Linked DNA regions of Homo sapiens: all the other regions are linked to region 1. The links are chromatin loops, found by intact Hi-C in ENCODE. Cell type or tissue: endothelial cell of umbilical vein. All regions are shown on one strand.

Evidence for each region. A loop is a pair of places that touch in the nucleus more often than their neighbours do. Peaks named below come from ENCODE experiments on the same cell type or tissue, not always from the same donor. Only the 100,000 strongest peaks of a DNase experiment are listed, where the experiment ranks them.
Region 2: it touches region 1 in a loop (8-fold over the local background); 10 of 110 quality-filtered maps call a loop at or near these places.
Region 3: a loop joins it to region 1, with 28 times the contacts of the local background. A loop is called at or near these places in 4 of 110 quality-filtered maps.

The regions. Positions count from the first base shown.
Region 1 is chr9:98,774,971-98,777,470 of GRCh38, reverse strand. ANKS6 (ankyrin repeat and sterile alpha motif domain containing 6) reads left to right here. Exons shown (of 15, transcript NM_173551.5): 8 at 17-66. Among named protein-coding and RNA genes, the nearest start is that of ANKS6, 20 kb to the left of the region's middle. In endothelial cell of umbilical vein, CTCF peaks have their summits at 1,430 (motif pointing right) and 2,467 (motif pointing right); a DNase peak (open chromatin) is centred at 1,430.
Region 2 is chr9:98,535,870-98,538,369 of GRCh38, reverse strand. All of the region lies in intron 3 of GABBR2 (gamma-aminobutyric acid type B receptor subunit 2), which reads left to right. Among named protein-coding and RNA genes, the nearest start is that of GABBR2, 170 kb to the left of the region's middle. In endothelial cell of umbilical vein, a CTCF peak has its summit at 1,395 (motif pointing left); no DNase peak of the experiment used is centred here.
Region 3 is chr9:98,073,041-98,075,540 of GRCh38, reverse strand. All of the region lies in intron 2 of NANS (N-acetylneuraminate synthase), which reads right to left. It also overlaps a transcript of TRIM14 not described here. Among named protein-coding and RNA genes, the nearest start is that of NANS, 18 kb to the right of the region's middle. RefSeq lists an enhancer at 102-908. In endothelial cell of umbilical vein, a CTCF peak has its summit at 991 (motif pointing left); a DNase peak (open chromatin) is centred at 960.

The sequences.
Region 1 (2,500 bases):
TCCATTTGTCTCTCAGGTCCTGGGAGCACAAGAGGAGAAAAGGAAGACACGTTATTGACAACCATGGTGAGTGTGGGGCTTTTCTAAAAGCATTTTAGGTCTCCGGCAATCATCAGTTGATTGATTTACAAGGAGGGATGTAGGTGTTTGTCTGTCTTTGTAGTGGTCACAGATAGGGTTGGTGATGAGAATGTGTAACAGTGGGCTTAGCTCTGGCACTGAGGAGTCAGAACAGATGCCAGCTCTAAACTGTGGAGAGGGCTGTGCTGGTGCTCACCCGCTGGGTGTCAGCCCTGGCCCTGTTCTCATGGAGGCAGGGGATTGAGGGTAGGAATTGATGGGCAGCATGAGAAATGAAGACTCACCATTTGGGCTGTGGAGAACCAGGGTGAGAGGAGTCAAAGAGGAGGCTATGTTTCCAGCTGGGGAGGCCTCAGTTTCCTCATCTGTAACTTAGAGATGTATTAGGATTAGGGTCAACTGTGAGTAACGGAAAATCCCCAAGTAACAATGGTGTAAATAAGACAGCAGCCTACTTCATTCAAGTAAACAAAGTCCAGAACTAGTATATGGCTCATTGGAGTTAGGGACTTGAGTCCTTTCTGCCTGTTGGTCCCCCATGTGTAGTTTCTGTTTCTCAGGTCACCTCTTGGTTCAAGATGGCTGCCAGAGCTCTGGCCCATGACGGCCTCATTCCAGCCAGCAGGAGAGAGGAGGGGAGAAGAGGTAGCCATGGGCACATGCCAGCTGTCTTTAAGGAAGTTTCTTGGGGCCACGCACAGTAGCTCATGCCTGTAATCCCAGCACTTTGGGAGGCGGAGGCAGGTGAATCACGTGAGGTCAGGAGTTTGAGACCAGCCTGGCCAACATGGTGAAACCTCATCTCTACTAAAAATACAAAAATTAGCTGGGCATGGTGGTGGGCGCCTGTAATACCAGATACTCGGGAGGCTGAGGCAGGAGAATTGCTTGAACCCGGGAGGTGGAGGTTGCAGTGAACCAAGCTCGTGCCATTGCTCTCCAGCCTGGGCAACAGAGCAAGATTCTGTCTTTAAAAAAAAAAAAAAAAAGGGTTTTTGGCAACTACTCTGCTTAAATCACAGTGGGGAAGCTGGGAAATGAAGTCTTTGTTCCAAGTGGTCCTGTGCCCATCTAAATGAACATTAGGGGTGTCATTTCTAAGATGTGAAAAGTAGATACTGGGGGACAGTTTGCAGTCTCTGACTTCGGGGATCCCTCATGGTTATGGTTTTTAAACAAGATCACTCCCAGGAAGTTCTTAGCATAGTGTCTGGCCCAGAATAAGCTCCGTGGTGTGAACTTGGATGTGTTACCTCCCCTCTCTGGGTTTCACGTTTGTTTCCTCTGACATGAGAGCTTAGTGGTTAAAGTTGGACTTGAGTCCCTTTAGCGCTAAGACCCTAATACTAGCCAGCAGAGGGCAGTATTGCTGAGGACAAGGGAGCAGAGGGGGCTCCCAGAAAAGGCATCAGCAGTGTCAGGAACTTTAGAGCCCAGCGAGGGGTCCTGACCCAATCTGCCCACGGCTCCCTGCCACCCCAACAGGTGTAAATTGATGGCTCGAACACTGACTGTGGGGGCTTGTGCTGCCTGACGTTTGATCATGTTATTAAATAGCAATAATTATTTTTGGTGTGAAGACAGAAATGCTATTTTAGAAATTTTGGAAGAAGCAGTAAAACATATAGAAGGAAAATAAATTCATCCCTGATCACACACCCAACTATAACCATGGTTGGCATTTTTATGGATATGTCTTTTGAGTATTTTTTGTAAGCAGTTTTTTAGCATGTATAAATATGATATGATGTTGTATATAATAATAGCAAATACCATAGCTTTTACTAAGTACCAGCTACTATTCATCGCACTTTGCATGTATCAGCTCATTTAATATTCCTGAGGTTGGCACTGTTAGTATCTTTCCCATATTGTGTTGAATCCAATTTATTTGTGATTTATGTGTTGTGACCATCTTTTCCATGTCATAAAACACCATGTAGCCACATCATATTTAATGGCTACATTAGAACATTCTAGTGTAGGAACGTGTCTCTTTATCCAAGACTGAACTGTCAGACTCTGGGATTTCTAGTTTTTTGTTATTTTAACAGCTCAGATGAATGTCCTTATACCTTCGTTTCCCCCACTTGCCTGATTATTTGCTCAGGATGAATACCTAGAAATGGAATTCCTGGGTCAAAGGTTGTGAATGTCATTGGCTTCCAGAAAGATAGCAACAATTTAGACTGTTACCCCAGGGAGGGAAAATACCCTTTTGTGGTGGTGGATTTGTCGCTGTGAGTTTCCAACTCAACCCCGTTTGCTGGATGAGCTTGTTGTGGTCTAGAGGGAAAGAGGGGACAGCACTTGTTTAGAGACTCAGAAAAGCAGGACAGAGCCAGCCTGGGAACCCCGGAGGTGTACTACTTCCCCAACTGCTCATGCCCTGTAGAGGGCGCCAGTGTGCCTGCCCCCC
Region 2 (2,500 bases), 240 kb after region 1:
CTACTGGAAAGTTTCAGCTTGCTCTGCCATGCCCCCTCTGGATGAAAGATGTAAATGAGACAAAAGAAGGAAGGATTTGGTACCAGGTGGGCTGATCTCTGAGCCCATCCTTGCTAAGTGATGGCTGTGAGATCCTAGGCCTCATAGAGATCCACTTTTCCCTTGTGTAAAATGGGGCTATTTATCCTACCTTGCAGGTACTGAAGATGAGATGGTTAAGTGAGAAAACAGAAATGAAAGATCTCTGTGTAGTAGGTGCTCACTAAATAGCCATTTGCTTCTCCAGTGATTCATGGGGCAAACTGAAAATGCAGGCCCATTCACTCAAAAAATCAGTGTGGCCTCCTATGTGCCATGGTCTGTGATGGGCCCTGTGCTGTGGAGGACCAGAGATCAATGACACAGCCTGGGGGTGAGTGGTGAGGCTTCCTGCATTGTGTTCTCAACTCTGGCTGCTCGCTAGAATCACCAGGGAAATTTTGATTTTAATACAAAATAAAATGTACATTTTTGGATTTTCTTCCATTTCCTTTTCTTCACTTTTAATAGCCTTATTGAGATATAATTTACATACCATACAGTTCATCCGTTGTTAATGTACAGTTCAATTATTTTTTATAAATTTTTTATGTTGGCCAGGTGTGGTGGCTCACACCTGTAATTCCATCACTTTGGGAAGCCAAAGTGGAAGGATTGCTTGAGCCCAGAAGTTTGAGACCAGCCTGGAGAACATGACAAAGCCCTGTCTCTACAAAAAAAAATACAAAAATTAACTGGGCATGATGGTGCACACCTATAGTCCCAGCTACCTGAGAGGCTTGAGCCCAGGAGTTCAAGGCTGCAGTGAGCTATGATTGCCCTACTGCACATTTTAACTTGGGAGACAGTGAGACCCTGTCTCAAAAAAAAAAAAGTATGTGTTTGTGCAACCATCGCCACAATCCAGTTTTAGAACACTCTTCATCACTCTAAAAATTCCCATGTGCCCATTTGTAGTCAGTTCCACCCCCCAGCCCCAGGAATAGTTTTACCTTTTCTGGAAATTTCATATAAATGGAATTAAAGAACACGCAGTCTTTTGCGTCTGGCTTCTTTCACTTAGCGCAGTGTTTGAGGCACATCATGCTGTGGCATGTGGCGGTGGTTTGTTTCTTTCTACTGCTGAGTGGTAATCCCTTGTATGGATGGAGCATCTGGGGAGCTTTGAAAATCCTGATGCCCAGGCCATCCCCAGAGCAACCACACTGGACGACCCTGGTGTTGGAGCCTGTCCAAGCTCTCCAGGTGGCTTCAGTGTGTCGCCAGCGTTGAGAACTCACGTCCTGCGTAATTGGCTCAGAGTCAGGAGCTCAGGGTGGAAGTGACGCCCTCTGGTGGTGGGAGACCTTGAGCTCAAAGTAGCCCCATTCTACCTGGTGGCCTCGGTCTACTTGTGGCCCTCAGCAGGCCTGGGGACTGAGGAGCAGGATGGAGAAGGTGGAGGGAGGCCTTGGTCCAGTGCTGGGGGCCCTGCCAGATGGAAGACAACAGTAGGGGTGTGAAGAGTTGGGTGGTCCACGAAGTCTGTGTTGGAGAGGGATAGGCAGGCAGGTAACCCGTGTGCACATTGAGGGGCTGCGGTAAGGAACTGGAGGGTTGTTGGGAGGCTGTGGACAGAGCCAGAAGAGGGGCATAAGTACCGAGAGTCCAGACCCTGGTGATGTGTGAAGACCCATTGTGGCATGGAGGTGCAGGTCACTGGAATTTAGGGCAAGGAGCTGAGAGGCCAGAGTGCTGAGTGATGTCACATGGGCACTGCGGGCCCAGGAGGGAGATAGGGCTTGGGGTGGAGATGAAGGCAGTGGGCAGGGGATGCCTAGAAAGACAGCAGAGGGAGGCAGAGACATTTGGGTCTCTCCCCCTTTTCAAGTCTTATGGTCTACCCAACCATCCTCACCAAGTTATTCTTTGGGCTCTCAATTCTATGTTGCAGCTAACCAACTAAGTGCTTAAGTACCCGTAAGCCAATCACTTGCTGTCTCTGGGTCTCAGTTTCCCTTTCTGTAAGCTAAGAGAATTGGGCCAGTTGACCTCTAAGATCCCTCCTAGCTCAAAGAATTTTGGATTCTAGGATGTGAGCTTATGGAGACCTGGCCTTTGACCCTGATCCTGCCACTCCCAGGGACATGGTCATGAGAATTACTTGCCTCTTTGTGCCTCTGCTTTGTTTGTTTAAGAGACTAATTTTAGAGGATTTTAAATTCATAGCAAAATTGAGAGTAAGGTACAGAGATTTCCCATACGCTCCCTGCCCCCACACAGGCACAGCCTCCTCATTCTCACCATCCCTGTCAGAGTGGCCCATTTGTTACAACTGATGAATCTACATTGACAGGGCATCATCACCCAGACTCCAGAGTTTACATTAGGGTTCACTCTTGGTGGGGTATATTGAATGGTTTTGGACAAATGTGTAATGACATGTATTCATCATTATAGTATCATTAGAGTATTTTCACCA
Region 3 (2,500 bases), 700 kb after region 1:
TAGGACCGACGGACCGACGGACCAACCAACCTACCTCCCTTCCTGTCTCCTTCCCTCCCTCCCTTCCTTCCTCCCTCCCTCCCTTTCCTCCCTTTCCTTCCTCCCTTTCCTTCCCTCCCTCTCTCCCTTTCCTTCCTCCCTCCCTCCCACCGTTTCCTTCCTTTCCTCCCTTCCTTCACCTTTCTCACTGCTCTTCCTCTGCTTTATTTTTAACTCTTCTCTTTTCCCCTTCCATCTTTTTCTTTTCTTTTGTGGTAGAGACGGGGTCTTGCTATGTTGCCCAGACTGGTCTCAAACTCCTGGGGTCAAGCAATCCTCCTGCCTCAGTCTCCCAAGTAGCTGGGACCACAAGCACGTGCCACCACATGTGGCTAATTTTTTTTTTTTTTTAATTTGCTGTGGAGATGGGGTCTTGCTATGTTGCCCGGGCTGTTCTCAAACTCCTGACCTCAAGCAGTTGTCCCACCCTGGCCTCCCACAGTGCTGGGGTTGCAAGCTTCAGCTGCCATGCCCAGTACCTTCCATACCTTTCCACCTCACTCCTTCCTGTTTGTGTCTCATAACACTGCTAACTAGCCCTAAGACAGAACTGAAAAAACATCAGTTTTAAATATATTTTTTCAATAAAATCTAATTTTCCTACCCTTCTCACTTCATTTGGCAGATGAAGAGAGTGCTTTCTGTTTAAAGAAGGAACCTTCCACTGAGTTTTCTTTTGTATAATGTTCATCTTGTGGGAGTGTGGTGTGGCCCACCAGGGCATAAACAGAAGCAGAAACCCCCCCAAGAGAGGGGCAGAGCGATCGGGGCAAGGAGGGGGGACAAGTGCAGAAAAACACCTTGTGAAAGCTTACCTACAGAGGCTGTAAAATCTGCATGGAATTCTGTAATTTTCAAGTAAAGAAAAAGGCCAATTCCTGCTGGAAAGGGAAGGGGCGCCTCATTTTGCCGCCTCCTGGGGAGCCAGCGCCACCCAGTGGACATTTAGAAAACTGCCACTCAGAGCCATCGGGCAAAGGGAATCTGAGTAATCTGGAAGATCCTAACTTTCAGCCCTAAGACAGTATCGCTGTGCCTAGGGGCTACTACAGGCTGGGTCAGCAACTGGTGACCCCTTTCTCTTCAGGGACTCCTTGACTTCCCCTAGCCTGCCGACCGTGCTATCGGGTTCCCTCTATCTGGGGTTCCATGCAGCCCGGCAGCCTCAGCACTCCTCTCTCCCTCCTGCCCCATAGCACAAAGTCTGTGGGAGTCTGAAGGGAGCTCAGGCATGTACAACTCTCCTCGGGCTCCCAGCTGAGTTCAACATGCAGAAATGGGTCCCATGGATAGCCTCGTTTGGGAGAAACACTACCCTGCCTTAATGCCTTCTTAGAGGGTCCCAGTAAATCAACTTAGCTGAGTTCCAAACCCAGTGTTTCCCAAACTTATTCGACTCAGAACTTTATTAATTCTGGCCAGGCATGGTAGCCCATGCCTGTAATCCCAGCACTTTGGGAGGCCAAGGCAGGAGGATCATTTTAGCCCAGGAGTTTGACACCAGCCTAGGCAACATGGCGAAATCCCGTTTCTACAAAACATATAAAAATTAGCCGGGTGTGTGGTGTGTGCCTGCAGTCCCAGCTACTCAGGAGGCTGAAGTGGGAGGATTGCTTGAACCCAGGAGGTTGAGGCTGCACTGAGCTGAGGTCGTGTCACTGCACTCCAGCCTGGGTGACAAAACAAAAAATAAACCAAAAAACCCTTTATTGATTCTAAATCAATTAATGAATGAGGGTGGACAACACGTGCCCACAGAACCCCATTTCTGTACTGTGTCCTGTGGGACACTCTGGGAACTGCTGATCTGAGTCAGGGGTAAGGAAAGAGAGGAGTGGAGCTGAGATTTTTCTAAAGTCCCTTCCTCTCCCCTCAGGTTTTGGATCCTTCAGGATTGGAAAAAAAAAAAAAGAAGCCCAGGCCAGGCGCGGTGGCTCACGCCTGTAATCCCAGCACTTTGGGAGGCCGTGGCGGGCAGATCACGAGGTCAGGAGTTTGACACCAGCCTGGCCAACATGGTGAAACCCCGCCTCTACTAAAAATACAAAAATTAGCCCGGCGTGTTGGTGTGTGTCTGTAATCCCAGCTACTCGGGAGGCTAAGGCAGGACAATTACTTGAACCTGGGAGGTGGAGGTTGCAGTGAGCCAAGAGCATGCCATTGCACTCCAGCCTGGGTGACAGAGCAAGACTCCGTCTCAAAAAAAAAAAAAAAAAAAAAAAAAAAAAAAGCCCATGGTGATGAGCTGGGGAGAACAGGGAGTCAGGGGAAGGGTGTAGCCACAAATAGGCTGGGCCAGCCTCAGGGCAGCAGCCTGTCAGAGGGCACCGTGCCTAGGACAGAGGCAGGTGCTGGAGGGAAGGGCGGCTTTGCTGGGATGGCCACTGTGTGTGAGGAGAGCATGTCCCTCAGGAGTCACCTTTTTGGTCATGGCTTCCATTTGCCTTCTCAATAGAACTTT